Regions from separate parts of the Homo sapiens genome. Here region 1 is linked to region 2. Evidence: chromatin loops called from intact Hi-C (ENCODE). Cell type or tissue: CD14-positive monocyte. All regions are shown on one strand. Each heading gives the region's core, and the rest is flanking DNA. Links, peaks and the distances in the headings are about the cores only. Region 1 holds the start of LOC105372873 (a long non-coding RNA gene). Region 2 overlaps SRGAP2 (SLIT-ROBO Rho GTPase activating protein 2).

Region 1 (15,431 bases), core at 3,431-11,430, 290 kb before region 2:
ATTTCACATCCTCTCCCATCACCAATATTTGTGTAGCTTTTCAGTAAGGATGGATAAGACTCTAGCTTGCCCTTGAATCTAACTGACATGTATAATCATTTACTAAGTGCCTAGTTCTCTTTGTGTGTTAGTCCATTTTGTGTTGCTATAAAGGAATACCTGAGGCTGGGTATTTATTTTTAAAAGATGTTTCTTTGGCTCACGCTTCCACAGGCTGGACAAGCATGGCATCAGCATCCACTCAGCTTCTGGTGAGGCTTCAGGGAGCTTTTAGTCATGGCGGAAGGGAAGAGGAGCTGGTCTGTCTTGTGGCAAAAGAGGGAGCAAGAGAGAGAGGAGGAGGTGCCAGCCTCCTTGAAACAGCCAACTCTTGCATGAACTAACAGATCAAGAACTCACTCATTGCCATGGGGAGGGGACTAAGTCATTCATGAGGGATCCATCCCTATTATCCAACACCTCCTGCTAGGCCCCACCTCCAACATTGAGAATCACATTTCAACACGTGATGTGGAGGGGACACACATCCACACCAAATCACTTTGGCTATAAAAGATGCATAAAATATGGTCCATGTAATGTAGTTGGTGACACCAACCTGCATGCAAAAAACATGAAGGAAGGCAAGATAGTGTATGCTTTTCCCTCTGTTTATCCAAACATGACCCTGCCTTTCAGGTCCAAATCAAATCTTCCCCACTCACTAAGCATTTATCATTCATTCCTATACTTGGTCAGATTTTAATGAGGACTTACTGAATCCCAGGTACAATATTCAGGAATCAGAGACAGGGCAGTGAACAAGATAGCCACAGTTCCTATTCAAGGACTTAACAAACCAATGATCTTGAAAAGTTATGTAACTCTTACATATGTAGGTATGCTGGCAAAAAAACTGTAAGCTCCTGAAAGGTCGTGATCATATCTTACATTCTTTTGCGATCTCCGTACCAGCTAACATTTGTCCATAGAACTTATTGAATAAAGTTCGAAGGGCTGGGTTGGGTGGAATTTTTAGTAAATGTGAAAAGCTATAAATTGATAGCAAAATCTCAACACAGAGAAATCTTAAAACACTAAGAACTCTTGCCCACTCCTCAAAACTCAAAACTCAAATGTCACCTCCTCCATGATGCCTTCCCTTAACTATTCAGGCAGGGTTCGACCCTTTCTTCTCTGAATCCACACAATTGGGTGAAGACCATGGATAAAACTTAGCACAGTTATTGTAATTACTAGTTTACTTGCTTCCCCTCAGATAAGTAGTTGGGTGTTTGGAGGAAAGGGGAGAGGGTCCCCAAGCCCTCCCAGGGAGACAGCTCCTCCCTGTTTCTTGAATGGAGAGACAGTAGAGAATGCACGTGCCCAGCAGGCTTTTTCCTGATAGAATGACAGACATACAAACGAACATTCACAAAATTACCACTCCATGTAAACATATGAATGATGGTCCTCCCAACTCTTTTCCTGAGAAGTTAAGGATAAAGTGTTTAATTGTACATTTTAAGATAAATTAAAGAGTGTAATTGGATTGTAACTCAAAGGATAATGGTTGAGGGAAAGAATACCCTATTCCCCATGATGTGCTTACTTCACATTGCATGCCTGTATCAAAACATCTCATGTACCCCATAAATATGTACACCTACTATGTACCCACAAAAATTTTTTTAATTTTTTAAAAAATAAATAAATAAATAAATCTAGCTCAAGAAGAACTAGAAAAAAAAAAAGAATAAATTGTTCTAGACCTTTGTGAAAGGGAAATGGTGTAATTGGAGACCACAGACCTGGAGGTTGAGTACCCCTATCAGAGTGGGGTAAGGAGACTTGGGGCTGTCTTCATTCTGCATTATGAGAAATAAGGAAGATGCTAGTAGTAGATAGTACTTGCTGTTAGGTAAAGGGGGATACATCTCAAAAGAAACCACTAGTAGCAGGTAGGGAAAAATTTTAACTGAGAAGGTAGAAATTTTACCCAAAGGAGAGAATTCTGGCAGCTATAGATAATGAGTGGTTTAGCTAACAGGACCCCTAGTGAAGGAGAGGTTGTGGTCATGAGCTGAGGGCAGCAGGGATCTAATCAGAGTCAGAGACGAGAATGTCCTGAAGGAATGGGAGAAACCAAGCAGGTCCAGAATTCCAGGGACAAATAACCCAGACAAATAACCCAGGCAGGAATTCAACCTTGAGAAACAGAGAGGAGATTCAGGCATGGCATTTGGTGAGGAGCGCACTATGTGATAGCTATTTTAGAGCTCAGCCTTCACAGCCAAATGGACCGAGGCTCAAACCTCAGCTTGATCAGGCAAGTTACTTAACCTCTCTAAGTCTCAGTCCACATCCCTATGAAATGAGGCTGTTGAGAGGAATAAATGAGACTATGTGTGAATAGGGTTTAGGACTATGCCTGGTTCATAGTAAATACTAAAATAGTCATTGCAAATGTAATGGTAATGGGGGAGGAATTAACAGGAGTAGAGGTAATAGTAAGAGTGGTGATGGTGGTAGTAACAAGGAAATATTCCAGAATCTGATTGCTGGAATTAAGATAGCTGTCCGTTGGCACTGAACTGGAAGTCAGGACATCAGACTCCAATCCTACTTTTGCTGAATGCTAGATATGTGATCTCATTCAAGTCAAAGGACTTCTCTGAGCCTCGGTCTTCTCACCTGTCAAGTGGAGGTGTTCACACTGGTTGTGCACTACTCCCAGAATTCCTGCGAGAATTTCATCAGATGCAGCATCTGCAACCACCAACACAGACACTTGATGAATGCTGACCCACTCCAATGGTCAGGATTCGCCAACAAGACTGACCTGAAACTGAATCAAATGTTCTCACCTTTCCTTTTCTGAAGGAGGGTAAGGCCAGAGTTTGGACCAGGTTGAACTTGCCAATGTGTTTGTGATATAGACAGGAGAAAGGAAAATACTGGGTAGAAGAGGGTAGTTCCCTGGCAAAGTCCCCACCCTCAAGCCTGGAAATCCATGGCCCTAAACGGGAACAGGCATTCCTGTTTTCATGCCCCAAAGTTGATAAACCCCAGTCTTCACAGGGAGATGAGGAAACAAACAGAAAAGCAGAAGAAGGGCAGAGCAATGCGGCAGAGGGAAGGAAAGGAATGTCTGAACATCAAGAGGAATTCAGCTGGGGGCATCTAGAGAGGAGATCCGCCACTGGACATTCAAATTCCAGGGAAAGATCATCTTCCCACTCCATCCCCCTTCTAACTCCGCATCCATCCTACTGAGAGCCACCTCCACCACTCAATAAAACCCCTGCATTCATCCTTCAAATCTGTGTGTGACCTGATTCTTCCTGGACACCGGACAAAGACCTGGGTACCAAGAGTGTCTACTGAGCTGTCTAACACTTAAGCCATCCCTGGACAGCAAGGCTAAAAGAGAGCACTGTAACACACGCCCACTTGGGCTTTGGGAGTTGCAGACACCCACCCATAGACACAACCATGGGGCTGGAGCCCAAAAAGCGCTCACCCTGACTCCTGCACCTGACTGTCTGCATGCTCCCCTTCCTGTAAGGGGTTTGAGCACCCAGCGGCTGAACATATGAGCCACCCCCAATCACACATCCTGCGAGGGGGGGTCAGGGAACTCTTCCATTTCATCTGTTTAAGTGGTCTTGGCTGAGAGACTGGTTTTCTGGGGGGCAGAGAATTAGGCAGGTCATCATTTTCTCCCTCAGTCATAAATCACCTCCAAATAATCCTGGCTGTCACCATCAGAAAGCTTAAACTCACCTTGAATCCAACCTTTGAGTTAAAAGGAACTTGGAATTCTTTCTTTGACTCCCTTGGGCATTTAGGTTTTAAATTCATTTGTAAACATTGGTTTGGAAAGAAATCTAGGTAGATCCAGGTTTGCAATTTTAATCCGAAGCCACATTTCTGGGCTTTCCTGTAGCATACCCACCTAACTGGAAAATCTAAAAGTAAATACATTTTGAAGAGAGAGAGAGAGAAAAAAAAAAAATAAGTTCCTGCTGCTCTCAGATGAGGCCTTTGCAACCTGTGAATGATGTTATCATTTTTTTGCCTGTACAAAAAATAGACAGCTTTATTTTCACTTTCTTCTAAGTCATTTATGCGACTACAAAGGTGGTAGTGGGAGTCTCTGAGAATTGTTTTATAACACTGTGGTGCCCTCCTTTGAAAAACAAAACCAAATTATCCATGTATAGCACTAAGTGAGGTGGACCTGAGCAAGGCATAGCAATGTTTGCTTTCTGCAGACATCTGAAGTGGGAGCCATGGTGACCAGGCATACCTGATGGCCACACAGCTATCCCCCAGCACTCAGAGGAGCCATCACAGGGATATTAGATCACATTAACATTTTAAAACCTACTAATGCACTTATCACACTTACTCAACTTGTCCGGTGGATCTGGTATTTCGATCAAAAGAGTTCTAAATAGTAGGGGGACCAACTGTCTTGGTTGCTGGGGAATGAGGGATTTCCTGGGATGTGAAACTTTCAGTAAAACAGGGACAGTCCCCCACAAACTGGGACAGTGGTCATCCTGCTAAAGAGTGTCCCATTTTCCTATTGCTGATGCCAACAAAAAATGACAAGGCGAAGAGTAGAGACAGCACGACCCCTTCTTTAAAGCAGTGATTATCGAACTTTAGCCTGCCTCAGAATCCCTTGGAGGGCGCAGGAAAGTGGCTTGACTAGAATTTCTGACTCAGTAGATCTGGGTAGGACCAAAGAATGTGCATTTCTAATGAGTCCCCACATGAGGCTGATACTGCTCGTCCAGGACTACATGTAAGAACCACTGCTCTAAACACTGGGTTCTTAGCTGCACATTGGAATCACCTGAAGACTTTTTAAAAAATGGGTGCTTTGATCTCACCCCTTAGAGGTTTTGATTTAATAGCTATGGAGGTATTTTTCAACCTTTCCAGGTAATTCTAATGTGCAACAAAGTCTGAGACCACTGCCCTAAAAGGCACTGAATTCAGGAAATGACTCGATTGACATTTGTTTCCTGACATTTGTTCATTTGACATTCAACATGTACTTGTTGAGCAACTACTATGTGCCATGCACTATGACAGAGGCTGTCTGGTTAGACTATATATGATCCCTTCCTCAAGGAGCTTACTGTTTCAGGGAAAACACAAGAAAAACAAGTCAACGAAAAATAATATACAATTAAAAATTGAGATAAGAGCCCTGGAAAAAAAAAGAGCAGGGACCTAGGGATCTAGGGGAATAAGGGTATGGGGAGAACTATTCTGGACAGAGATGTCATTGAGGATGTCTCCAAGATGACATTTAAGCCAAAACCAGAAAAATGAAGGCCAGCCATCCTGCGTATGGAGAGAAAAGCACTCCAAGGAAGAGAAAAAGTTCTCAGAACTGTCGGTCGGGAGGGGAGTGCTCCTGGAGGCAGAGAGCTGGGCAGGGCGACCTGAGACAAGGTCATGGGTGGGGTGGACAGGGCCACATCCCTCCTAGACCATGGGAACCAGCTGAAGTCATATTCTAAGTGCACTGGCAAGCACTGAGGGAGAACATTTCTGTTTTCATTTTATATTTGAAAGTATATACATTTTTAAGGCTGCCATGTGGAAAAGAGATTGGAAGCCTCTGAACCCAGGTTCTTCACCAAAGACAGATGAGAGCGAGGGATTCAGATGGTGACGAGTCATGAGAATGTCTCCCAAGGGTTGCTGAGAAGGGCTGCATGGGGTACACCGTGTGCGGCTGTAGCTTTCGGGAGAAGAACTGTGAGTGCCAGTCACATACGGTGGCTGAGTGCACGTCTCTTGTGCACTGCGTGGGCGAACTCACCAGATATTAAGTTACAGGCATCAGTTTAGCACCTCCACCTCTTTTCAGTGTGGACTTGGGCTGCAGGCTGTTCTAATGAGGGGCTGGCTTTACAGTTCCCTGTTAGATGAACTGGAGGTTCCAAGGCTGTCAGCCAAGCAGGGAAGTCCAACTCCAGGTCCTGCAGCCCAGGGATTCGGGACTCCCAGGTGCACGGCCATCTGCAGTCGCCCTTTGCATTGTGGGGGATTTTTAATCTGTTGGCCAGATGGAGGGTCGGAATAAATGGTTCTGGCAGTAACCAGACACCTGAGGTGGGAGGACAGCATGGAGGACGGTCTGTGGAAAAGCCTGTCCTGAGTAAGCAGGTGCAAACTCCCTCAGGACAAGAGAAGGGAGCTGTCTTGCAACACATACACGAACTCTTTGTCACTGTGAAATCCTTGCAGAATGCATTTGAGCTGAAACAAAATCCTCCTAAAGAGTACATTAATAGTCCTCATGAGGCCTTTCACAGCTAAGAACCTCCACCTGGTCCTAAACTGCATGCAGGGGAAGGAAAGAAGGGCAGGCCTTGCTTCAGAGTTTTACAGCCAGGGAAACAGAAATGGGGAGGAAGTGCAGGGCTGCCAGGGAAACGGAGACTTGGAGGAGGGCTAGTACTGCCTTAGGCTTAGAGGATGAGGACATCAGAGCAGATGCCTAGGCCCCTGTTCTCAATGCTATCCTAGGACCCATACATTGCCTCCCTTGGGGATAGGAAGGATTTTGTGCCAGAGGATGCAGCTCAAGAAACCTTATCTCGGGGTGGAAGTGGGGCAGGATTGCATCCCATGCAATAACAGGGCTAAGGCAGAAGAGAACCTGAAGCCTGCACTGAGCACCTCTGAGATGAAATCGCTGTGCACTGGGTTTAAATAGGGATGACACCAGGATCGTCCCTATTTAAGCAACATTCAGGGGAGATGAGTGAAGATGGGCCTGAAAAATGAGTCCAATAATGTTCTCAACAATAAATATTTACTAAGGGCAACCCATGTGCTAAGTACTGGGCTAGATGCCAGGAACAAGAGAGATCCTGACCTAGGTGAGGGAAAGAGACAGGGTAGCTACTTGGGCACAAAGGTTATATTTTATTTATCTCTGTATTATTCATGCCTGGCACTCAGCATATGGTTATTGAAAGCAATGACTTAATGACTTAATAAATTAACTGAAGCAGGTCTGGCTATCAGTGGGCACTCCATGTCTATTTCTAAACAAATGAATGTGTTGCTTCTACAAAGGACTCTGTGTACAAGATCTCTGGGAAGAAAGGTGGCAGATAACATAGGCGAGATGATGGAGGTTTGGAAAGAAAAGAATGTGGCAAGGATCAAGGCAAATAGTATGAGGAAAAAGAAAGAAATGTTGAAACTAGGGGCAGAGAAAAGCTAGAGAGGAAAAGAAATGTAATCATGGCATAGTGCATACTTATTCTGGGGTCAACAGTAGTTCAGGGTCATAAAAGCCTAGACATTATATTAGGAAGATGGAAGAGAAGAGCTGAGAAGCGTCAGTGTGTGAAAGAGTTACCTACCATTGCGGAAAATAAATAGATAATGTCCAAAATTGGTAAGTGAAGAAAAAGCACTAGAAGTTTATGTTTCGGGCATATGAAGGACAAAGAGTTAAAACGCGGTGGCTCTTGCCTGTAAACCCAGCAGTTTGGGAGGCCGAGGCGGACAGATCACGAGGTCAGGAGATCGAGAGCATCCTGGCTAACACGGTGAAACCCCGTCACTACTAAAAACACAAAAAATTAGCTGGGTGTGGTGGCGGGCGCCTGTAGTCTCGCTACTCGGGAGGCTGAGGCAGGAGAATGGCATGAACCCGGGAGGCAGAGCTTGCAGTTAGCCAAGATCGTGCCACCGCACTCTAGCCTGGGAGACAGAGAGACTCCATCTGGGGGCAGGGTGCAGGGAGCGGGGCGGAGGGGGGAGTGGTTACCCTCAGGCAAAAGGACAGGAGATGCCCTAAAAACTCCCCCGACTCTTTGGTTAGTCTGATTCCCTCCCCTGGCCCTAACAGCCTCCCCTGCTTAGATCCAAGTGGCAATAGGACCTGAGTCCCTTAGGCAGCCAACCCCACCCAAGCAGAAAGAAGAGACCAGGACATGAGCTGTAAAATGGAAAACAAGAACAGGCTTTTGAATAGAGAGGGATCGTGAGGCACCCCAGGCAGCTGTGAGGCTAACTTCCAAAGTCAGGATCTTTTAAAATGGTATTTGATTTTCTGGGTTGAATGGGACACTTCAACCAAATATAAAAATCTCTTCCTTGGGCAACAGCTGAAATAATGAAGGAAACCACAGGAGGGAGGAGGGGGTCAGGGCAGGATCAAAGCTAATCTCCTGGTTGCTCCTTGCTTAGATGGCTCGGTATGCCCCAGACCAATTCAGTCTCACGCTGCTCAAAGACAAGAAGAGGCTCTTAATAAAGAGAAGCATAACATAGAGGTAGAGAACAGAATGCCAGGGCTGGAACTGGTCTCAGCAACCATCTTGTCTGACTCCCCCTTTGCATGAAAAAGGGGGTGGTAAAGTTCAGTGGGATTGGGCCATCTGTCTAAGGGCAATAGAGGCAGACAGGACAGTCAGGGCAATGCTGTCAACAGACTTTGCATGTTCTGACTCCTGTCCACCTGTCTAGTTCTCTTTTCCCTGGCTACACCATTAACAAGAAAGATAAGCAGAACAACCATCTCTATAGTGAGCACTGGCTGAGAATCAGGAGACCTGGATTCCAGCCCCAGCTCCATAGAAAATCAATTGTTTAACCTTGGAAAAGTCACTTAACACTACCCTGAATTTTTTTACTTGTGGGCTAGATGGCATTTCAGGAGGTTCCGGTTCCACCCTCACAAGGCAGGTTCCAAGTTTGGAGAGAGAGATTTCATACTCATGTTATGCTCAAAAGGTCTAATTCAATACCTAGATCACCAAGGCGTACATATAGAAGCCCAGATTCCACAACTAAAGAATCAGGTTTTATACCTAGAGAGGCAGGATTCACATCAGGAGCTACTTTCCAACCCTGGAAAGTCAGGTTTCATAATTGGAAACCCAATTTCCATGTTTATAGAGCCAGGTTTTATGCGGAAGAGCAGAATATATATGCATAAAAAGGCAGGATTTACACCTAGGAGAGCTAAATATATCTCTGAAAGTCCATGTTTCATAAATGGAGTACAGGTTCCATGTTTATATGGTCAGGTTCAATGGCTGGGGATTGATATTCCATACACAGAGTGCCAGATTCCGTATCTGGGAGACCAGGTTCCATGCATGTAGAGTTGGCTTCTGTGACTCAAATGCCAGTTTCCATGCCCGGAGTTTTAGCTAGAGTGACAGATTCCACACTTGTAAGGGTATGTTCCATATTTGGAGATTGAGAATTCATATACACAGTACCAGTTTCCGTGTTTGTAGGGGTGGGGCTTATATGGACGTCCCAATTAATGAAATGCCTGCAAGTCTAGGTTTCATACATGGAGTGCAAGATTCCATGACGGTAAGGCCAGTTTTCATGGATGGAGTTTTGAGATTCCATACATATAATGCTAAGTTACTTGCTTTTAGGGCCAGGTCCCGTGGTTGAGTATTGAGGTTCTTATACAGTAAGTACCAATTTCAGCATTAGTAGTTCAAGTTTCACACTCAGAGACTGAGAGTTCATTCATGCATTGCCAGGTTCCATGCCTGGGGAAATAGGTTTTTAAGGCTTGGAGAGCCAACTTCTATGACTAAAACCCAAGGTTTCATGCCTGGAATGCCAGATTCCACATTTATAAGGCCACGTTATACTAGAAGATTGAGATTCCACACATGGGGTGCCATGTTGAATGCTCATAGGGCCAAGTTTCATGCTTTAAGTATATAGATTCTATGCTTGGAGATTGAAATTCCATAAATGCAGTACCAGATTCCATGTATGAACTGCAAGGTTAGATGATTATTGAAATCCATACATGCGGTGCCAGATTCTATGCTTGTAGGGCCAAATTCCATACCTAGATATTGAAGTATCATACATGGATTCCTGGGTTCCATACTTGTATGACCATGTTCCATGTTAGAGTTGAGATTCCAAACAGCTGGTGCCAGGTTCATGGTTTGGAGGCCAAGCTTCATGTTTTAGTGAGCAAACTTCTACAACTGAAACTCTAGGTTTCATGTCTGGGGTGACAGGTCACACACTTGTGAAGCCATGTTCCATGCTTAGAGTTAGAGATTTAATCCATTGAGTCCCAGTTCTGTGCTACTAGGGCCAGGTTCAATTTTTGGAGATTGAGTTTCCGTACATGGACTGCCAGTTTCCCTGTATGGGAAATGAGGTTCCTGATCTTGGAAAGCCAAGATCTATAATAAACATGCCAGGTGTCATGACTGGAGTGCCAGATTCCACACTTTTAAGGTCATGTTCCATGCTCAACACTGAGATTCCAAATATGAAATGTTAGGTTTTATGCTTGTGGGTCTGTTCCATGTTGAAGATTGAGATTCCACACATAGAGTGCCATGTCCCATGCTTGTAGGGCCAGATTTTATGCATGGATATTGTGATTCCATATGGAGTCCCTAGTTCTATGCCTGGCATAACAGATTCCATGCAAGGAAATCCAACTTCTGTGAATGGCACACAAGTTCTGTCTGTGCAATTTCAGGTTTCAGCCTATTACGATTTTCCATGCTTTGAGATTTTGATTCTGAATATGGATTGCTAGGTTCCATGCTTGTATAGTCAGGATCCATCCTTGGAGGTTGAGATTACAGTCATGGTGTGCCAGGTTCTATACCTGGAGGTAGAGTTTTACAAATGGAGGATGAAGTAATAGCTTGGAAGTTTACATTTCCACACTCTGCAAGACAGGTTTTACCTATAGATGGTAAAGTTCTTGCAATAGTTAATTTTATGTGTCAACTTGACTGAGCTAAGGAATGCCCAGATAGCTGGTAAAACATTATTTCTGGGTGTATCTGTGAGGGCATTTCTGGAAGAGGTTAACATTTAAATTGATAGACTGAGTAAAGAAGACCATTGTCATCAATGTGGGTGGGCATCGTCCAATCCACAACGGCCCAATAGAACACAAAGGTTAAGAAAAGACAAAGTTGCTCTCTCTTATTGAGCTGGAACATCCATTTTCTCCTGCCCTTAGACACTGGAGCTTCTGCTTCTCTGGCCTTTGGACTCTGGGACTTAAATATATATCCTATTGGTTCTGTTTCTCTGGGGAATTCTAACTAATACAAATCCCAACATGAAGAGTAAGATTCCACTTCTGTAGATCAGGATTCATTACTTTCTTGGCCATATTTCATGCCTAGAAATACAGATTCCATAGTTGGAATGTCAAATTCTAGGCCTAATGCCCACCACATTGTATAATTGGAGGTCCAGATGATTGCCTTATGATTCGGGTTCTATAGAACATGTTTCATGATGGCTAATCCTTATTTTATACTTGGAAGTCCGGGTTCCATATTTGGAGAGTAAGATTCCAGGCCTGGATGGTGAGATTCAATACCTGGTAGGCCAGATGACATTAAGTTTCTACCCAAATTCCACAGAAGGCCAGGCCAGGTTACAAACTGAAAGAGAGAAATTTCACACAGTTTACAATGCATGCCATGCTTAAAGCCTAATTTCATGTCTACATGGCCTGAATCCACACATAAAAGCACTGGTTCCACACCTACTGTGCAGATTACATGCTGGTAAACCAGTTTCCGTGCTTGGAGAACCAAATTCTGTGACAGAAGTGCCACGCTCCATATCTGAAGCTCCAGTCTCTTTGTGTGTATGGTCATGTTCCATGCTTGAACATTAAGATTCAGGTTCATACTTGGAAGGCCAGTCTCCACGCTTAGAGATTGAGATTCTACACATGGCGTGCTAAGTTCCAGTTTTATTAGTGGAGTCTGAAATTACCTTGATATTTACCTTTCTGCTCACAGAAAATCAGATTTTTTCCCATTTTAGGCCAAGTTCCTTACTTGGAGAACCAGATTCCTCTTCTACAGATCAGTTCTCATGAATGCAAGGTCTTGTTTCCTACTTAAAATTCCAAGTTCCATACTTGGAAGGTGAGATTTTGTGTCAAGTTGGCTAGATTCCATACCTGGTGGGCCAGGTGACATGCCATGAGATTCGGGTTCCAACCTAGAAGGTCAGGTTCCAAGCCTGGAGAGAGGGATTTCTCACAGGCTCCCATGGCATGCCTGGAAGTCCTAATTCCATGCCTAAAAGGTCAAGTTCCATATCTAAAAGTAAAGGTTTCAATCCTAGAGTGTCATATGTAATGCCTGGGGAAGATCACAACTGGGGAGACTCTTCATGGCTAGACATTCAGAATCCATGTGGGAAGGCCAGGTTCCATGTTTTAAGGGCCACATTCTACATAGAAGGAGCAAGTATTTATGCTTAGAAGTCTAGGTGTCATGGCCAGAGGTTCAAGTTCCATGCCTGTAGGGTTGGGGCTCATGGATTTCTACATTATATACTTGGAAAGGTAGACTTCACATCTAAAACACGTAAATCAGTTCCAGCTTTCCTACATGGAATGCCATATTACATGCTTTTGGGGCCAGATTCCCTGCTCAGAGGTTGAGATTTCTTTCATGGAATGCCAAGTTCCATGACTGTTGCATGTTTCCAGTCTTGGATATTCTTGGATTCTATACATGAAGTGCCATCTTCCATGCATGGGGAGCACCAGGTTTCATGTCTTGGGCGACCAACTTCTATGACTGAGACACAAGCTTAATGTCTGGAGTGCCAAGCAATATACTTATTAAGCCATGTTCCATATGGGGAGATTGAGATTCCACATATTGTGTTCCATTCCATTCCTGAAAGTTTAAATTTCATGCTTGGAGATAGAGATCCTTACATGGGGTGTCAGGTTCCATGCTCTTAGGGTCAGAATCCATTCTGGAAATTGAGATTCCATACATGGAGTGCCAGATTTCATGCTTGTAGAGCCAACTTCCATGTTTGGATATTGGGATTCCACACATAGAGTGGCAGATTCTGTGCCTGGAGGCATGGTTTTACCAATGGAGAGTCAATTCAGTGCCTGGAAGGCTACATTTCTACTCAGAAATTCAGGTTTTACCCACAGATGGCCAAGTTCCCAAAGTGGAGAGCCATATTACATTTCTTTGAATCAGGTTTCATGCTCATAACTCCATGTTTCATCTCTAGAAGTACAGATTCCATACTCGGAGGGTCATGGAACACCTGGAAGATGGCCAGGTTCCATACCTGATGGGCCAGACGCCATGACTTGCGGTTCAGGTTCAACCCACGGAAGACCATGATCCAACTTAGACAAAGAGGTTTCATAAAGCAGTAACTTATGGCATGCCTAGAAGGCCTGATTCCATGCTAGCGGCCCAGGATCCACATATAGAAGCCCAGGTTCCACACACACACATGTCGTATTTTATGCCTGGAAAGGAAGGATTCACACCTGGAGAGATATTCCATGTTTGGAAAGTCAGATTTTATATATGGAGGGACAGGTTCTGTGTTTAAAGGGATACATTTTATACCTGTGTTGCAAGTTTTCATGCTTAGAGGCCTAGGTTCAATGCTTGGAGGTCCAGCCACTGGACCTGTACAGTGGCTTCTCATGTGGAGGACCAGATTGTATGCTTGGAAAAGGAGAAATAACACCAAGAAGACCTAAATCAGTTCCTGAAAGTTCAGAGTTCATATAGGACTTCAGGTTCTGTGTTTGGAGATTGAGATTTCACATATGGATTGTCAGTTTCCAGCCTTGGAGAACAGGTTCCATATCTTAGATTTTTTAGAGAATCAATTTTCAATTTCCTAAATTCCAAAGGTACTCTTTTTTTTTTTTTTTTTTTTTTTTCAGACCGCGTCTTGCTCTGCTGCCCAGGCTGGAGTGCAGTAGCGTGATCTCGGCTCACTGCAAGCTCCGCCTCCTGGGTTCACGCCGTTCTCCTGCCTCAGCCTCCTGAGTAGCTGGGACTACAGGCGCCCGCCACCATGCCCGGCTAATTTTTTTTTTTTTTTTTAGTAGAGACGGGGTTTCGCCATGTTAGCCAGGATGGTCTCGATCTCCTGACCTCATGATCCGCCTGCCTTGGCCTCCCAAAGTGCTGGGATTACAGGTGTGAGCCACCGTGCCCAGCCTTTTTTTTTTTTTTTTTTTCCGAGACGGAGTCTCCCTCTATTGCCCAGGCTGGAGTGCTGCAGTGCAATGGCGCAATCTCAGCTCACTGCAACCTCCGCCTCCCGGGTTCAAGCAATTCTTCCGCCTCAGCCTCTCGAGTAGCTGGGACTACAGGCGTGTGCCACCACACCCAGCTAATTTTTTTGTATTTTTAGTAGAGACAGGGTTTCACCATGTTGGCCAGGCTTGTCTCTAATTCCTGACCTCATGATCCGCCCACCTTGGCCTCCCAAAGTGCTAGAATTACAGGCGTGAGCCTCTGCGCCCAGCCTGTTTCTTAAAATTAATATGTCTTATTGCATATGTGAGGTCAAGGTGTCATACTGTCTCATCATTTCCACCTCCTCTTTCACAATTCCCATTCTCCATTTTATTAAAAATGAATGAATGAATAAATGATTATCACATGTTTAAGGCTTCCTGAATTTAATTATGGGGCATTCCACTGGGGTGTAATTACCTGCAGCATGATATTGTAGAACAACTCAATATATGGAAGCCTCCTTTAGTCAAGAAATTGTAATCCTACACTAAGGCTACATGTTTTTGTCTTTATATTTTTGATAAGGGTGCAGCATAATATAGAAACAAGGTATTTGGGGACATCCTGAATTCATGTATATTGAGGAGTGAAGTGGCAGGAATTATGGCAAATTTTGTTGAAGGGTCTTGCCTTTTGCATTGCCTAATTATGATCAAATAATGCATTGCTACTATAGGAGAGTTCTGAGAGGGCAAAGTAGAGAGGCTCAGTACAAAATACAGAACTTACCAGAGCTCATTCCATCCTGGAGACAAACTTATGACAAGACTCTGTGCCTTATCCACCTCCCTGCCTCCTTTCCTTCCTGTCTTTTTATCCATCTTAGAATTAAGATATTTAAATTTTGTCTGAAGCATGTCAGAGAATAACAACATGCTATAAAATTTCACTTGTGTTCACCCATGTGTCAGCTGAGTATTTTGCATTGTTACATTTTTATTTTACTGTATTTTATTTTATTTTTTTTTGAAATGGGGTCTAGCTATGTTGCAAACTCCTGGCCTCAAACTCCTGGGCGCAAGCAATCCTCCTGCCTTAGCCTCCCAAAATGCTAGGATTACAGGTGTGAGCCACTATGCCCTGCCTATTTTGCATTATTTCAAAGAGAAGGTGAGGTCACACATTTACTTCCAACAGATCAACATTATATCTTCAAGTTAGCAAAAGCAATTGAAAGTAGGTAGTGGCATTCTATATTTCCATAAATGCTCCTTTAGACTTGTAAAAAAATTGTCATTAATTTTGGCCAAAAGCTTATTGATGTCATAAAACCATACTCAGTTTTTACTTGGACACATTCTCCTGCTGTTCCTCATCAACCACTTTGTGGGTTTAGTC
Region 2 (15,431 bases), core at 4,187-12,186:
CACAGTGTCCTCCAGTTCCATCTATATTGCTGCAAGTGACAGAATTTTATTCTTTTTTATGGCTGAATAATATTTCATTGTGTATATATACCACATTTTACCCATTCATCTATTGATGGACACTTAGGTTGCTTCCATATCTCAGCTATTGTGAATAATGCAGCAATAAACCTGAGAGTGCAGTTACACTGATACTTCAATATACTGATTTCTTTTCTTTTGGATCTATAGCCAGCAGTGGGCCTGCTGGATCATATGGTAGATCTACTTTTAGTTTCTTGAGGAGCTTCCATACTGTTTTTTTGCGGTAGCTGTTCTAATTTATATTCCTGCCAGCAGTGTACAAGCATTCCCCTTTCTCTGCATCCTTGCCAGCATTTGTTATTTTTTGGCTTTTTGATAATTGCCATTTTAATTGTGGTGAGATTATTTAAAAATTTGCATTTCTTATGATTAGTGACATTGAGCATTTTTTCACATACCTGTTGGCCATTTGTATGTCTTCTTTTGAGAATGCCTATTCAAATCATTTGCCCATTTTTTAATCAGATAGTTTGGTTTTTTGCTATTGAGTTGTTTGAGTTCCTTATATATTCTAGTTATTAATCCCTTATCAGGTGGATAGTTTGCAGATATCTTCTCCCATTCTTTAGGTTGTCTCTTCACTCTGTTGATCGTTTCCTTTGCTCTGCAAAAGCTTTGTAGCTTGAGATAATCCCATTTGTCTGTTTTTGCTTTTGTTGCCTATGCTTTTGAGGTCTTACTCAAAAAATCTTTGCCCAGACCAGTACCCTTGAAGCATTGCCCCAATGGTTTTTTTTTTAGTCATTTCATAGTTCAGGTCTTACATTGAAGTCTTTAATCCATTTTGATTTGTTTTTCTATATGGTGAGAGATAGGATCTAGTTTCATTCTTCTGCTGCTATTATTTGTAAATGAGAAATGTAATAACAGAAGTCTGTAAACATAAAAAGACTCCCCCCAGATTGAGCTTTTCTGGCATTTTCATAGTGGAACCCAGTTTCTTCCTTAGAATAGGGAAGAGAAGACAAAGATTCTTCCCCTGAGATCACCCTAGCCTAACCAGCCAGTCAGTGATGCCGACAAGAGGACAGACACTGGCTGCTGTAGCTGGAAAGCTGGAGGAAGCAGATGGGTTTGGGGGTCATGAAGATGAGCATTTGGGTCGCTGCGACCGTCCTGACACCAGCTCCAACTTGGCACATACAGTACTCCCTTTGGCATCATCCCTGGTTCCCAGAAAGCTTGAGAGGTAGAGGCTAAGCCAGCTTTTCTCTCAGCCTGACTTTTTTGTGAGACCCAGCTGCTTGCCTAATAGTGGCCAAACCCTATGGCTACAGTGGCAAATTCAGAGCCAGGGGGGGGATCCACGCAGACCTGTCAAACGGGCAGAAGCTACACAGACCCATCGCACTTGACAGTCTGGTCTCTGTCCTGAACATCTAAAGCCCTTTCTAGTTAAGTTCGGTCCCCTCTCCCTGATCTCTTTCTTCCACACAGCTGAATTATTGTACATTCAGCTGCATTATAAAACCCTACTGGTTTAGGCCAGGCACGATGGTTCATACCTGTAATCCCAGTGCTTTGGGAGGCTAAGGCAGGAGGATTACTTGAGGCTAGGAGTTTGAGACCAGCCTGGGCAACATAGCAAGACCCTCTATGTAAAATAAAAACGTGCTGGGTGTGGTCTGGGTACCTGTAGTTCCAGCTACTCAGGAGGCTGAGGCAGGAGGATCACTTGAGACTATTTGCTCAAGGTTACATTGAGCTATGATCGCACCACTGCACTCCAGCCTAGGCTACAGAGGGAAACCCTGTCTCTAAAAACAATAAATTAATTTAAAATATAAAATAGGCCGGGCGTGGTGACTCACGCCTGTAATCGCAGCACTTTGGGAGGCCGAGACAGGCGGATCACGAGGTCAGGAGATCGAGACCGTCCTGGCTAACACAATGAAACCCTGTCTCTACTAAAAATACAAAAAAATTAGCTGGGCATAGTGGCAGGTGCCTGTATTCCCAGCTACTCGGGAAGCTGAGGCAGGAGAAAGGCATGAACCTGGGAGGCAGAGCTTGCAGTGACCTGAGATCGCACCACTGCACTCTGTCTGGCCTGGGCGACTGATTGAGACTCTGTCTCAAAAAAAAAAAAAAAAAAGAAAAAGAAATTGTATATATAAAATAAAACCCTACTAGTTTTGAGTAATACTTGGTATGCACACCTGGCAATGTTTGCTGAATGCCTAGGGTGCAGTATGGGTAGTGGCAAAGTGTTAGGTCTCCGAGGGAGATTGCCTGGGTTTGAATCCTGGTTTTGCCACTTGCCAGCTGTGTGACCATAGCAGCTACTTAACCTCACTAAGCCTTCATTTCTTCATTTTTCTTTTCTTTTTCTTTTTTGAGACAGGGTCCCGCTCCATCACCCAGGCTGGAGTGCAGTGGCTTGATCTTGGCTCAGTGCAACCTCTGTCCTCTGGGCTCAAGCAGTCCTCCCACCTCAGCCTCGCAAGTAGCTGGGACCACAGGTGTGCAACACCATGCCAGGCTATTTTTAGTAGAGACAGAGTCTGTTGCCCAGGCTGGTCTCACACTCTTGATCTCAAGTGATCTGCTGGCCTCGGCCTCTCAAAGTGCTGGGATTACAGGTGTGAGCGACCGCACCTGGCCTCACTTTTTCATTTTAATGAGTATAATAATAATAATATGTACTCCATAGGATTGTTACCAGCACTAGTCCATCTAAAGGACTTAGTACATGGCCTCACACCTCTTTAAATTCCTCTATAAATGGTAGGCACTAATGTTCATGTGTTAATAGGAAATATTACTCTCCTTGCCTCCAGTCCCCTCCCCAGTCTGTAGAAGGCAAATTGAGGCCCAAAAAAGTTCAGTGACATGAGCCAGACTGTGAAGCAAAACAACAGAGCAAAGATTGACATCTGGGAGGCCTGCTTCTTTGCTTAGTACCTGTTAGTCCCCACTATTTAGAGTTAGTTTTTCTTTTCTATCTTACCTTTATACCAAACAAACCCTCTTTCTGAAGCTCCCATTGGTTCATTCTGCTACCTTCAACTGAGAATAATTGAGCACCTCTTATGTGAGAGCATCATGGCCAACCCTGGACACCCAGGAATTGACATAGGATCTGCTCTTGTGAAGTTTGAGCTGTAGTGGTGACAAGTGCCAACAAATATTCACATCCACACATTGGAGTCACAGTCAGGGTTGAGGAGAACATACCCCCAGCAGGAGCAGCTCATGCAAAGCCACGAGGCAAAGGAGGACTTTGCAGAACAGAAACGTGGCCAGCATAGCTGTAGCAGAAGCTAGGGGAAAGAACAGGCAGTGGAACTGGAGGCACAGGCAGTATTCCTGGCATGCAAGGCCGTGTAAGAGAGTAATGAGAGGTCTTTGAAAGAGTTTAAATAATGAAATGTGCCCTTTTAAGATTACCTAATTACTATGTGAAGGAAGAGAAATGCGGGTCAGAAGATGGCAAGGATGGGAATTGAGGTATTGGTGGATTGAACTAGGTTGGGGGCAGTTGAGATAGAGAGAAGCGAATGGATTTGAGAGATATTTAGAAGGCAGACATGACAGAATATTAATTAATTAGGTGGTGGAGAAGGTGGTGAGAAACTGGTTTGGGGCAGAAGATGATCAGTTTTGTTTAGGACATGCTAACTTTAAGGCATCTGTGTAGCATTCCATGTGGGTGGTTGTATTTTTGTGCTCTGGAACTTGGAGGACAGGCCAGGTGCTTCTTTGTAGACCGGCTGGTGATCCGCTAAGACAGTTCTGCACGGTTTGGCCCGTTTTCTCTGACCCTGGGCTATCCCTGTTTGAATATTCTAATGTTGTGTTTCCCTTTGGCTTTTCAGGACTCCAGCCAGGCAATTCCTCTGGTGGTGGAAAGCTGTATCCGGTTTATCAGCAGACACGGTAAGCAGGATGACAGCCTTGTCCATATTTGTGCAAAGATTGGGAAGAACTTCCAGGAATTCTTTGTAGAGTAAGAATAGAGATTGACTTCCCATCCTGGCATTCTCAGAAAAGGAATAAATTCTTACTTGTCCACATAACTTTTGCTACCTCAAAATAGCCACACCTAGACATTGAAAGAAATGCATCATATATTTTGACACAAAATGCCTCAGCCACTTATCACGCAGCATTTTTTTAGCTTGAGAGTAAGTTTGAAATTGCAGCTGTTATGTAAATACAGCTGCTATTATGTGGTAACAGTAGTTTCACCATTACTCACAGTCTTTGCAAGTGTGGGTATCTCCCACTGTACAGCCTGACCATTTTGTCACTTTCTGTACCAGACTAGTTTGAAAACAACTCCTTTCCCAATGTTGCAGTGATTCCTAATAATCAGTTTTTGTTCTGGTTTGGTCTCACTGGATACAGCATGGCCAAGGGCTGAGTTAGTAGCTGGTCTTAAAGTTGTATCCAACTTTTGAGAATCTGCAGAGGCAGGCTGCTTCTCAGCCTAGGTGAAATCATACTCTCTTCTACTTGGATGAAGCTGAATCTTATAAACACCATTCCTCACCAGCTACTGGTCTCATTGGACAGAATTTAGCGATCGAAATAATTGCCAGAGAATTGATTTCCCAGGGATTAGAGTGTTTATAAAGGACAGAACTAGTGCTATGAAAATTTCTAGGAACTGAGCATCAGAAATTGTTTTTAGATGCTGTTCTTTCTGTGATAGGAAAAGGGGCAGAGTGACCTTTCTGGAGCTAAGGAGGTAGATAAAATATTGCTTGTCTAAATTCAGAGGCAGCTATTCTCTCTCCCTCTCCTTGTCTTTTTCTCTCCCTGTAAACTGGGACATTGCTCAGGTTCATTTTTGGAATAGTAATTATTATAGCATGGTTACAATTGATCTCATTCTAATCAGCTATAATTTTTAAATTTTATCCCTATTCATTTAAAGTAACAGCATTGTATATCAGTATTGAACAGTCAACAAATTTATCAAGTCCCTGATCAATGCTGGGTACCATGCATTGCCATGCAGGAAAACAGAAACAGGAATAATATACTCTTCCTGTCTTTAAGTGGTTTTGTGATGCAGTTGGGAGAAATAAGTAAGCAAGTGATAAGTTAAATAAAAAGGGATAAGCTGTGGTAATTCAGAATAGAGTATAAGAAATTTCACAAGATAGTAATGATTAACAGTCAAACAGTTTGCAAAGAAAAGTCCAAACGGAGTTCAGGGGAGGATGAATTATTTGTGCCTAAGAGACAATAGGAAGAAGAAAGTCTGAGCCACTGTTCATTAGCATACATTTCATTCATTGAACGAATACATATTAGTTGCTTATTATATCCCAACAAAAAGTTTCTGCCTTCATAAACCTTACATTCCACTGAAAGGTGGATAAGCAAATGACCAATTGATCAGCCAGTAAATACAGTATGTCAGGTATTGGTGAATGTCATGAAGAAAAGTAAAGCAGGGTGAGGGGATGGAGAAGGAAGAGGGAACACTGTTTGAAGCTGGTTCAGGGAAAAGGCCTCTCCTAAAGTGACATTAGGGCAGAGTTGTGAGGGAGTAAGCCTTGTGGATATCTGGGGAAGAGTATCTTGGGGAGCGGGAACAAGTGCAGAGATCCTTGCCATATGCAGGAAGCCAGCGTAGCTGGAGCAGAGCAAATGAAAAAGGAAGCGGCAGGAGATGAAGCTGGAAGCCAGACTCTTAGGGCCTCATGTGCTAGGATTGGATTTTATTCTGAGGAAGATGGGAAGCCACTGGAGAATTTTGAACAGGGAGTCATCTTTTTAAAGGATCCCTGATGCTCTATGGAGCTAAGACTGTAAGAAGGAGACAGGAAGCAACTGCAGTAGCCTGAGGAAGACATGATGGCGGCCTAGACCAGGGTGTTAGCTGTGGTATTTGCTGAAAAGTGGGCAGGTTCCAGATATTGTGGCATGAATGTACCTGTTTCTGCCCCTTACAGCCACAGTGCGTGAGTGCTTCACCATTACTGTGGTGAAGCTCTGGGGAAACAGGCACATTTATATGTTACTAATGGGAATGCAAACTGATACAACTCTTTGGAAGGGAATTTGGCAGTATCTAACAAAACTTCATATGCACTTACGATCCAGCAGATCCTAGGAATTCTAGAAATTTGCCATGAAGTTACATCTCCAACAATACAAAAATGCATGCGCACAAGGTTATTTGTGACAGCATTGTTTGTAGTTGCAAAGTATTAGAAACAACCTAAATGCCCATACATAGAGGAGTGGTTGAAGAAACTATGGGACATTCATTCAATGGAGTACTATATAAGAATGAGTAAGATTTCCTTGAACTAATATGGAGAGATTCCCAGGATATGTTGTTAAGTGAAAAAAACAAAATGTGAAAGAGTCTATATCATGTAGAATACTACAGATGCTCCTCGGCCTCTAATGGGGTTACGTACGCATAAATCCATAGTAAGTTGAAAATGTACTCAATATACCTAGCCTAGGGAACATCAGAGCTTAGCCTAGCCTGCCTTAAATGTGCTCAGAACATGTACATTGGCCTACAGTTGTGCAAAATCATCTGGCAACACTATACACTGTAGAGTATGTGTTGTTTACCCTGGTAATCACGTGGCTGACTGGGAGCTGTGGCTCTTTGTTGCCGCCAAGCATTATAAGAGAATATCGTACTATATTTTGCTAGCACAAGAAAAGATCAACATTGGAAGTATTTCTCCTGAATGCATATCATTTTGGTACCATCATAAAGTCAAAAAATCATAAGTCAAACTATTGCAAGTCAGGGACTATATATATAGATATTCTTTTGCATTTCATTACCTTTTATATAAGAGAGAAGAAGATATAAGAATATCCACGTATCTTCTCATTTCTGCAAAAAGAAATGCAGGAAGGATGAATCTAGGAACTAATATTTAATTGGTTACTTATAGGGGATGGATGGAAAAAACGTGAAAAGAATGGGGCAATGGGAAATGGTAAGGAGTGGCATTTCTCTTACCTTAGTGTAGTTTTGACTTTTAGAACAACATTAGTGTTTCCTGTACTCAAAAGATAAATAAACAAGCCAAGCATGGTGGCTCATGCCTGTAATCCAAGCACTTTGGGAGGCTGAGGTGGGCAGATCACTTGAGGCCAGGAGTTCAAGACCAGCCTGGCCAACATGGCGAAACCCTGTCTCTACTAAAAATACAAAAAAATTAGCTGGGTGTGGTGTTGGGCACCTGTAATCCCATCTACTCGGGAGGCTGAGGCACAAGAATCACTCAAACCCAGGAGATGGAGGTTGTGATGAGACCACACCACTGCACTCCAGCCTGAGTGATAGGGTGAGACCCTGTCTCAAAAAAAAAAAAAAGATAAATAAATAAATAAAGGCAGAGTATGGGTACAACCCAAAATGGAATGCAGACAGTAACATATAAACCTAACTGTATTACAAGTGAATAACGTAACCACAATGAAGAGAATGAGGAAGAAAATAACCTAAGTAATTTGTCTTGACTGTAATATAAATCTGAAGATAAAAAGATCTCTAAACAAATATTTTACAGTAATTAGTAATTTTTTATCACACAAATATGGATTAGCAATTCTAAAAGTATTTTATATATATTCTAGGATCAAGCAAATATATTGTGGATTTTTTAACAATTGAGCACATAGTAGCTGCTCAAAAAACATCTGTTCCACTAAATTGATTTTTCCCAAATAGGGGCTTAAGGTGCTCATGAACTCCCTAAAAAACCATAGTAAAAATTTTTGTGTATAGGCATCTAATGAGGATAGAGCTCATAACCTGTGTCAGTCTTGAAAGAGTCTGTGGCCCACTGAATGCTGGGGATTTTCACATCCTAACTATCCTCAAATCCCATGGGAGGTAGACATTATAGTCCCCATTATATAGATGAGAAAGCTCAGTGGTGGGTGAGGGTGATTCAGGAAGGCTTAAAGGAAGAGAAGCGATTTGAGGAACAATTGAAACTGAATCATGATGGAAAAAAACAAAAAAACAAACCGCCATTTTCATGAGGAAGGGAGCAAGATAACGTGAACATGAGATGGCTGCTGTAGAAATCATTTGAAGAATTCTCCAGGAGAACAACTTTTGGCAATGGTTGGATCCCGTGCACAATGGAAGGTTTTGTGCCATTTCCAAATAGCTTAGTCCAAGTCTGATGAGTTTTATACTTTCATGTTCATGTGAACTGAGAAAAAATTTAAAAGATCATGGATGTGTCACTTTGGTTATGTAAGGATTCGCCTGCATTATAATAAAAAGCCAACTGGTTTTTCCCTTTACTTTCTGGAAACCAGCCACTTATTAATGTTTCTGCTTCTAGAATCTAGAGATTCTGTCTGTTGAGCAAGAACACATAGTAGTCCCTCCAAAACATAAGTTCTCAGGAGGAAACAGAGACCAGACCTAAAGAGAGCTCCATGTGTTCCAGGCCTGCTGCCTGATTTCCAATGAGCTCTCCTCTCATTTCTTCTTGTCCTGGACCCCCAGGCCAAGGCTGCTTTTCCTTGGTGTCCTAACCTACCAAAAAGTATCAAGATGATGACGCTCTTTCAAGAATTTGTGCAATGGCTTCACCAACTAGAACATAGTGAGTAGCCTGGTTTCCGAGATGACATTTGCTTATACCATGTTGTGACATGTGGCTGTTTCTCTCAAAGCACTTGTTGTTTACATACTATCTTTAAACAACATTATCTGGCTTTTACATCCCATTTGTAACTAGTATTATAGTCCTATTACACTGGTACTAATGAGGTTTTAACATTGCCTGCCACTCTGTGAGGAATATTCTGGAGATTCCTTTATAGGAGCAGACAACTTAAGGCCTATTACAAGCCAGGTAACTATATTTCCTCTGCTTACTTTTTAATGTTGTTTCAGTTGGATTCAAAATATCAGTCCCGGCCTATGTGGTTTACCTCCAAAGGTCTAACTGATAGAATTCATCTGCCTCCTCACTGAGAAACCCTCAAACAGTGGGCAAAATGTAGCATTAGTCCATTTTGTTTTCCTAAAATAAAATTTGAGATTTCTCCAGCATGTCAAGGTTTTTGAAGGATTGTGCCGTAACAGAGGGATTTTGACAGAATGCTTAAGATTGAGACCCAGGGATCCTGAGAAAAGCTGAGCGGTCCTGATGCAATCAGAGATGCTAGTCCAGTCCAACCCCTGGGGCTGGCACTGATGACACACTTGCTGGATTTCTCACCCGTTTTGCAGTTGTGTGTGTGGTGCTGTCTGTAAAGCCATGTCCATGCTCAGACTGACCAATGTGGTTCCAGCCTCTGCACTTGCACTCCAGTAGACTCCAGAAGCCTGGTGTTGAGGACTGAGTATGATTGCAGCCACAAGGCCTGAGTTTGAGTCATGGCCCTGGTTCTTACTTCCTGTATAACTTAAGGCTGACTATCACTCATCAATCCCCTCATCCAGAGAATGAGATTGTTGCCAACCTTTACCTTGTTGTGACATTATTATTTCTGAGGACCAAGTAATTTATTTCTGTGAAAGCATTGATTAGCAGCAGTCACTATGCCAGCATTTTTTTCATGATTTTTTTCTCTAACAAAACCAAGAAATTCTTGTGCACATTATCGTAGTATAACATTCATGCATGTTTGTCTTTAGAGTAAAGCTGTAGTCAGGAACCAGTGCCTAGCACAATGTCTGGCAATACTATCTGTTGACTGATCACTTCATAGCAAGCTTGTTCAACCTGTGGCCCATGGGCTGCAGCACAAATTCGTAAACTTTCTTACAATATTACGAGATTTTGGGGGGATTTTTTTTTTATCATCAGCTATCATTAGAATATTTTATGTGTGGCCCAAGACAATTTTTCTTCCAATGTGGTCCAGGGAAGCCAAAAGATTGGATGCTCCTGACTTATAGTTTCATGTTCTCTCTTTTTCATGAGTATTGAAAGCATTGCCCCCTTGAACAATCAAACCGTGTTAAAACAGCTAAAGCAATATTATAATCTCAGACCTTATGAAACTCCTCTGATGAGAACTAATGCCTTGACCTATTTCCCATTCTTTTTTTTTTTTTTCTTTGAGATAGAGTCCACTCTGTCACCCAGGCTGGAGGGCAGTGGTGTGATCATAGCTCATTGTAGCTTCTAACTTCCAGGTTCAAGTGAACCTCCTACCTGAGCCTCCTGAGTAGCTGGGACTACAGGCATGCTATAAGCACTGTGCCTGGCTACTTTAAAACATTTTTTAGAGACAGGGTCTCATGTTGCCCAGGCTGGTCACAAACTCCTGGCCTCAAGCAGTCCTGCTGCCTCAGCTTCCTGAGTACATTTTTCTATTCTTGACCCTAGATGATTTAAAAAAGTACCAATGGGTCACTTCTTTGCTTTACAGATGGGAAAAGAGAGGCAAAACAAGGGAAGGAATCTGCCTCATAGTCGCCCTTGGAGTCAAAGGAGTCTCTAACTTGGTGCTTTCTAGTGAAAATGAATGCCTCGAAATTATTCCAGTGACTTTTCCAACATCCTTGCACATGTTTTTCTCCTTTGGCCTAAAGAAGAGAGACAGCGTGCTTAAATACATGCTGGCTGGGGGAGACAGATATTCAACTAAGCTTGGCACTATGCTTGTGAATTTGCTTTTTCTTCTTCTTGATCACTTTTCTGTGTATTTCCAGGACTACAGCATGAAGGAATTTTCCGGGTGTCAGGATCCCAGGTGGAAGTGAATGACATCAAAAATGCCTTTGAGAGAGGTAAGGAAACAGTCTTGAAGATAAAACCAAATATTTGCCAGCCCCCTGGGGTATTGGCTCCACCCTTTCTTCTCTAAGAGGTCCCCAGAGGTCAGGAAGCCAACTTCCCTGTCTCTTCAGGGGGTACCTGCTGTCTTGTACACATTCCCCTGTAGATATGCAGAGAAATACCAGGGCACATCCCAGTTTCCTTCTTCTTTCGTAGCCCTACCCATCCTGCCTCTTTCACGCCGATGATCTGCCAAAACCCAAGAAGTTAACTATGATATCTGGGCGGTTTATGGCTTCATCCGGAACCCTTGGTAGCAGTTAATATCAAGGCTAATGCGCTTGTTCATTGTAGCCCATTTATTATTTTGTGGGCTATTAAGGTAATGGGCAAGCTTTGGCAATTTCCGTCACTGTAATGGATATATATAGTGTCAATTTGAGGTTGGCCCTATCATTAAATCTAATTACATCTGATATGAAATTTTCCATAGGGAGCTCTGGCATGATTGTTCTGTAAGTAGGTGTTCTTGGTTGCAGGCCAGGAGACGTGAGAGCCAGTCTCAGGAGCTGGCCTCCTTGGCCTCATTTTTCTCCCCGCAGGGGCTCAGTCCCAGCCTGGTTTCATGATTCTTGTGAGATACAGTTGCTGTGTCCCATCCTCAGCCCATAGGGAATGTCCCTGAGCCAGGCTGGCACAAGAGAGTTTATATTGGTGGACTCATCTGCCGTGCTTTGGTCCTGGAGCCCCTGAAATGGAGCAGTCTTTGCTTTATCTGTTCCCTGGTCTGTCCCACTCATGGCCACCATGCCGGGCAGAAAGCTGATGGATTGGGACCAGGACATGCATGGTTCACCCCTTCCCCACGTTCGTCCTGTGTGTTTTTGCCTCTCTCACTCTCTTTCCTTTTCGTGGGGGTTGCTTATCCTCAGGAGAGGACCCCCTGGCTGGGGACCAGAACGACCATGACATGGATTCCATAGCTGGTGTCCTGAAGCTTTACTTCCGGGGGCTGGAACACCCTCTCTTCCCCAAGGACATCTTTCATGACCTGATGGCCTGCGTCAGTAAGTACCATTCTGGCTTCAGATTGGCTTCTGGGCTACAGCACCGGTAGCAAGAGAGAAAAAGTTTCCACAGGGTCTGTGTGTTCTCATAAGCTTTTCAATGAAGTTTTTCTTTTCCCCAGTGAAATTTCTCCTCAGCCTCACTCCTTCATCCCCTGGTGGGAGGGGAGGAGGAAAGACTTTTCAGTAAGAATCTAGGACCCCCCAAGTCAGTACTCCTGGCCTTTTTTTTTTTCTTCTGATTCATCTCTGGGCTTTATCTTTTTTTAGTAAAATACCTTTATTTTCAATTATGTATTTGAAGCTTATACATTAGTGCTTGTGCTTTTCATGGTACAAGGGGGAAAAGCATAAGCGTTGCAAATATTTCATGCTTGTTGCATTAAACAAGACATGGCTTACCTGCTAAATGTATTAATATGTGTTCTAGGAACAAAAGCCCTCTGCACATTTAAAAGTAGTAATAGGATATTTTCCCAAAGAGAAAGGTATATTCTCTGCTTTATCCTCTTAGGAGTTCTCTGCCTCTTACTCTAAAATTTGGGTCTTGAAAAGCTATTCCTAGCCATTTGGTTTAGCTTGTGGTACTGGAACACCCTCTCATTTGTTTGCCAGGGAAAACAATCAATGGAAACTTGGATTAATACAGGTCAGCCTGGAAGCAGGCCCTGTCTGACTGATGGCTCCAGAGGCTGGAGGGAGTGGTACCTTTGAATGGAGAAAAGATCCTTCTTCCTAGGTTGACCAGATCTTCATACCTGCTGAGTTTCCAGTTTCACTCAGTATCTGCCCTGAGTACTTGTCCCTCTCTGTTATCCTGAGAAATGCCCAGGGCATTTGGGAAGCTGGCTCTCTGGTTTGTTTTGTTGACTTCTGTTTGTGGGAGTCTAGTGGAAGTGAGTTATGTGGGTGATTAAGAATGTGATTCCCTTGGGTCATGTCTTTGTCTTTTTCCGGGACTGGGCCTAGGTGAAGTATCTTAAGCTGAACTGGGGTTGCCAAGACAGTTCAATATCCCTTGGCTGCCCAGTTCTTCCCTAGAGATACACTCTTCTTCCTAATCCAGTACTTCCCATCTCTTTTTCATATAAAGGCACTCATAGAAAATGGCAGTGTTTACATGGCACACTGTGGAAGTGAGAGGCTGCCTATGATGGAGGACCTGTAATTGACCTATAATTAACCTCTCCACAGCACAAGAAAACCTTTCAGGTCTCCTTCCCAATATCACTACATACCCAGGGGCCTGCTACCTCTTGCCTCAGGCCACTTTTTACTCATTCATAGTGCAGATAAGGGAGGGAGAAGATAAGCCACACTTGTCCAGAGGATGAGATGGCATGTGTGGAGTGAGCAGGACAGGCCTCTTGCACAGCCTCTCTTCCCACCGAGAAGTAGGCCCTTTGAGGCTTTGTGTTGAGCAGTTACAGCAGGTTGGCGGCAGCTCCCTGTCAGTGGTTGTTTGAATAAGAGGGTGGTAGATCCTGTGGGGAACATTTCTAACCCCATTTCCTGTGCCCAAATCCAAATCCAAACTTGTTATTAATAACAATGAGATTACAACAACCCTAGTTCAGTTTAATATTAATAATGTGTAATAACGAGTTTGGATTTGGATTTGGCACAGTTCCCTGTGCCCAAGAAGTATACACCTTACATCCGGCAATGGTAAATGTCTGGAGCCCAGCAGGTGCCCTCTTCTAACAGCCCTACTCCAAGGAGCAACAGGGATGACACTCCTGTCACTGCACCAGTGCTGTGCGTGGGCTTGATCTGATGCTGTCCGTGTTGCCCCTGCTGGTAGTAGGGACTTCTGATCATTACTGCCTGGGATCCCAGTCATAGTGGAGGATAACACATGGCTTTCTTCTTTTCAGCAATGGACAACCTGCAGGAGAGAGCTCTGCACATCCGGAAAGTCCTCCTAGTCCTGCCCAAAACCACTCTGATTATCATGAGATACCTCTTTGCCTTCCTCAATCAGTGAGTAGCCTTCCCAGTGAACAGCTGGATCAGGCTTTGGCTTGGGCACTGGAAGTTCCTCTATGGACCTATGCCTATTCATCCATCCCAACAAAATATTTATTGAGCACCTACTGTGTGCTAGCCACAGTGCTAGACTTATTTAATACATCGTTAAATAAAAGATGAAAGCCTTGATATAATTTAGCTCCTGTTCCAGGGAAGGAAACAGCCAATAACAGATATATCAGGTAGAATAAGTGCTTAGAAGAAAAATAAAAAAGAGTAAAGAGAGGGGAAAGAGTAAAGGGGTCTGAATGAAAGGAGGGAGAAGCACTGTAGTTGAGGTGGACAGCAGAGGCCTGCCTGAGAAGACAGTGTACAAGCAGCAGCCCAGAGGAGGAGAAAAGAGTGCCACGGGGCCATTTAAAACCCCAGAGTCATGGTAATAGCGAGTTTGGATTTGGATTTGGGAAGCAATTAGAAGATTTTCTTTTTTTTTTTTTGAGACGGAGTCTTGCTCTGTCTCCAGGCTGGAGTACAGTGGAGCGATCTTGGCTTACTGCAACCTCTGCCTCCTAGGTTCAAGCGATTCTCCTGCCTCAGCCTCCTGAGTAGCTGGGACCCAGGCGCATGCCACCACGCCCAGCTAATTTTTGTATTTTTAGTAGACATGGGGTTTCACCACGTTGGCCAAGATGGTCACCATCTCTTGACCTCGTGATGTGCCCACCTCAGCCTCCCAAAGTGCTGGGATTACAGGCGTGAGCCACCGCACCCGGCATGTTACTATCTGATTTGTGTATTTTATTTTTTTAAAAACTGCCAACTGCTTTGTGGAGAAGTTACTGGAAAGGGTCATGAAGAGAAACAGGGAGACCCTATCCCAAGGTTACCATCTGGTCTGGCCAGAGGTGTTAGTGGCTGAGTCTGGAGAGCGGTGAGGAGGGGTCAGGTTTGTGATACATTTTGAACATAGCATTAACAGGATTTGCCCATGGATTATACATAGAATATGGAGAGAGAAATCCTAAATTGTTGGCATGAGCGACAGGGACATAGGGTGGTCATTTATGGAGTTGGAGAAGACAAGGTGTGGAGAAAGGAATCAAGACAATGTGTTGATGTGGTCATGGTCATTTGAGGCACTTGTGAGATGTCCAAGTGGAGATTTTGAACAATTGGACCTAGGAATCCAACCCTTAAGGGAGAAACCAGGAGTGGAGCTGCCAGTGCAGGAGTTGCCCATGTACTGGTGGTATTTAGCTAATCACCCAGGGAACGGATGTGTCTACAACAAAGGTCTGAGGAGCAGAGGGGGCCGCGGGTGTGGATGGGGCATTTCTTCTCGTCCAAGCAGCATGTCCTTGTGTGGAGCAAGCTTTGGAGTCCCCACATGACAGGAAAGGCACCAAGCAAGGACATGTGATTCTTCCCCTCTGAGGCACCTCTGTCTTTTCACTTTGGTTTTGCTGCAGTTTCGCCCTCAACAGCCTAGACCAAAGGTTATAAATGGGCACCCTGAGAGCCAGATAAAGCCGAAGATGTGTTCTCTTCAGGTGTCTATTGTGTCTTGAGAACAATGAAATCATACTTACATTTGGGGAAATTTCACTTTTTAAAAACCTAG

The links. Hi-C counts contacts between places; a loop is a spot of excess contacts. Peaks named below come from ENCODE experiments on the same cell type or tissue, not always from the same donor. Only the 100,000 strongest peaks of a DNase experiment are listed, where the experiment ranks them.
Region 1: it touches region 2 in a loop (2.5-fold over the local background); 1 of 110 quality-filtered maps calls a loop at or near these places.

What each region holds. Positions count from the first base shown.
Region 1 is chr1:206,137,920-206,153,350 of GRCh38, forward strand. LOC105372873 (a long non-coding RNA gene) reads left to right here and starts at 9,245. Exons shown (of 2, transcript XR_922477.2): 1 at 9,245-9,357. In CD14-positive monocyte, for the core only: no CTCF peak of the experiment used is centred there; no DNase peak of the experiment used is centred there.
Region 2 is chr1:206,426,260-206,441,690 of GRCh38, forward strand. It overlaps SRGAP2 (SLIT-ROBO Rho GTPase activating protein 2), which reads left to right. Exons shown (of 23, transcript NM_015326.5): 14 at 3,903-3,963; 15 at 10,706-10,783; 16 at 11,705-11,839; 17 at 13,717-13,822. Among named protein-coding and RNA genes, the nearest start is that of IKBKE, 37 kb to the right of the region's middle. In CD14-positive monocyte, for the core only: no CTCF peak of the experiment used is centred there; no DNase peak of the experiment used is centred there; H3K27ac peaks cover 1,454 bases.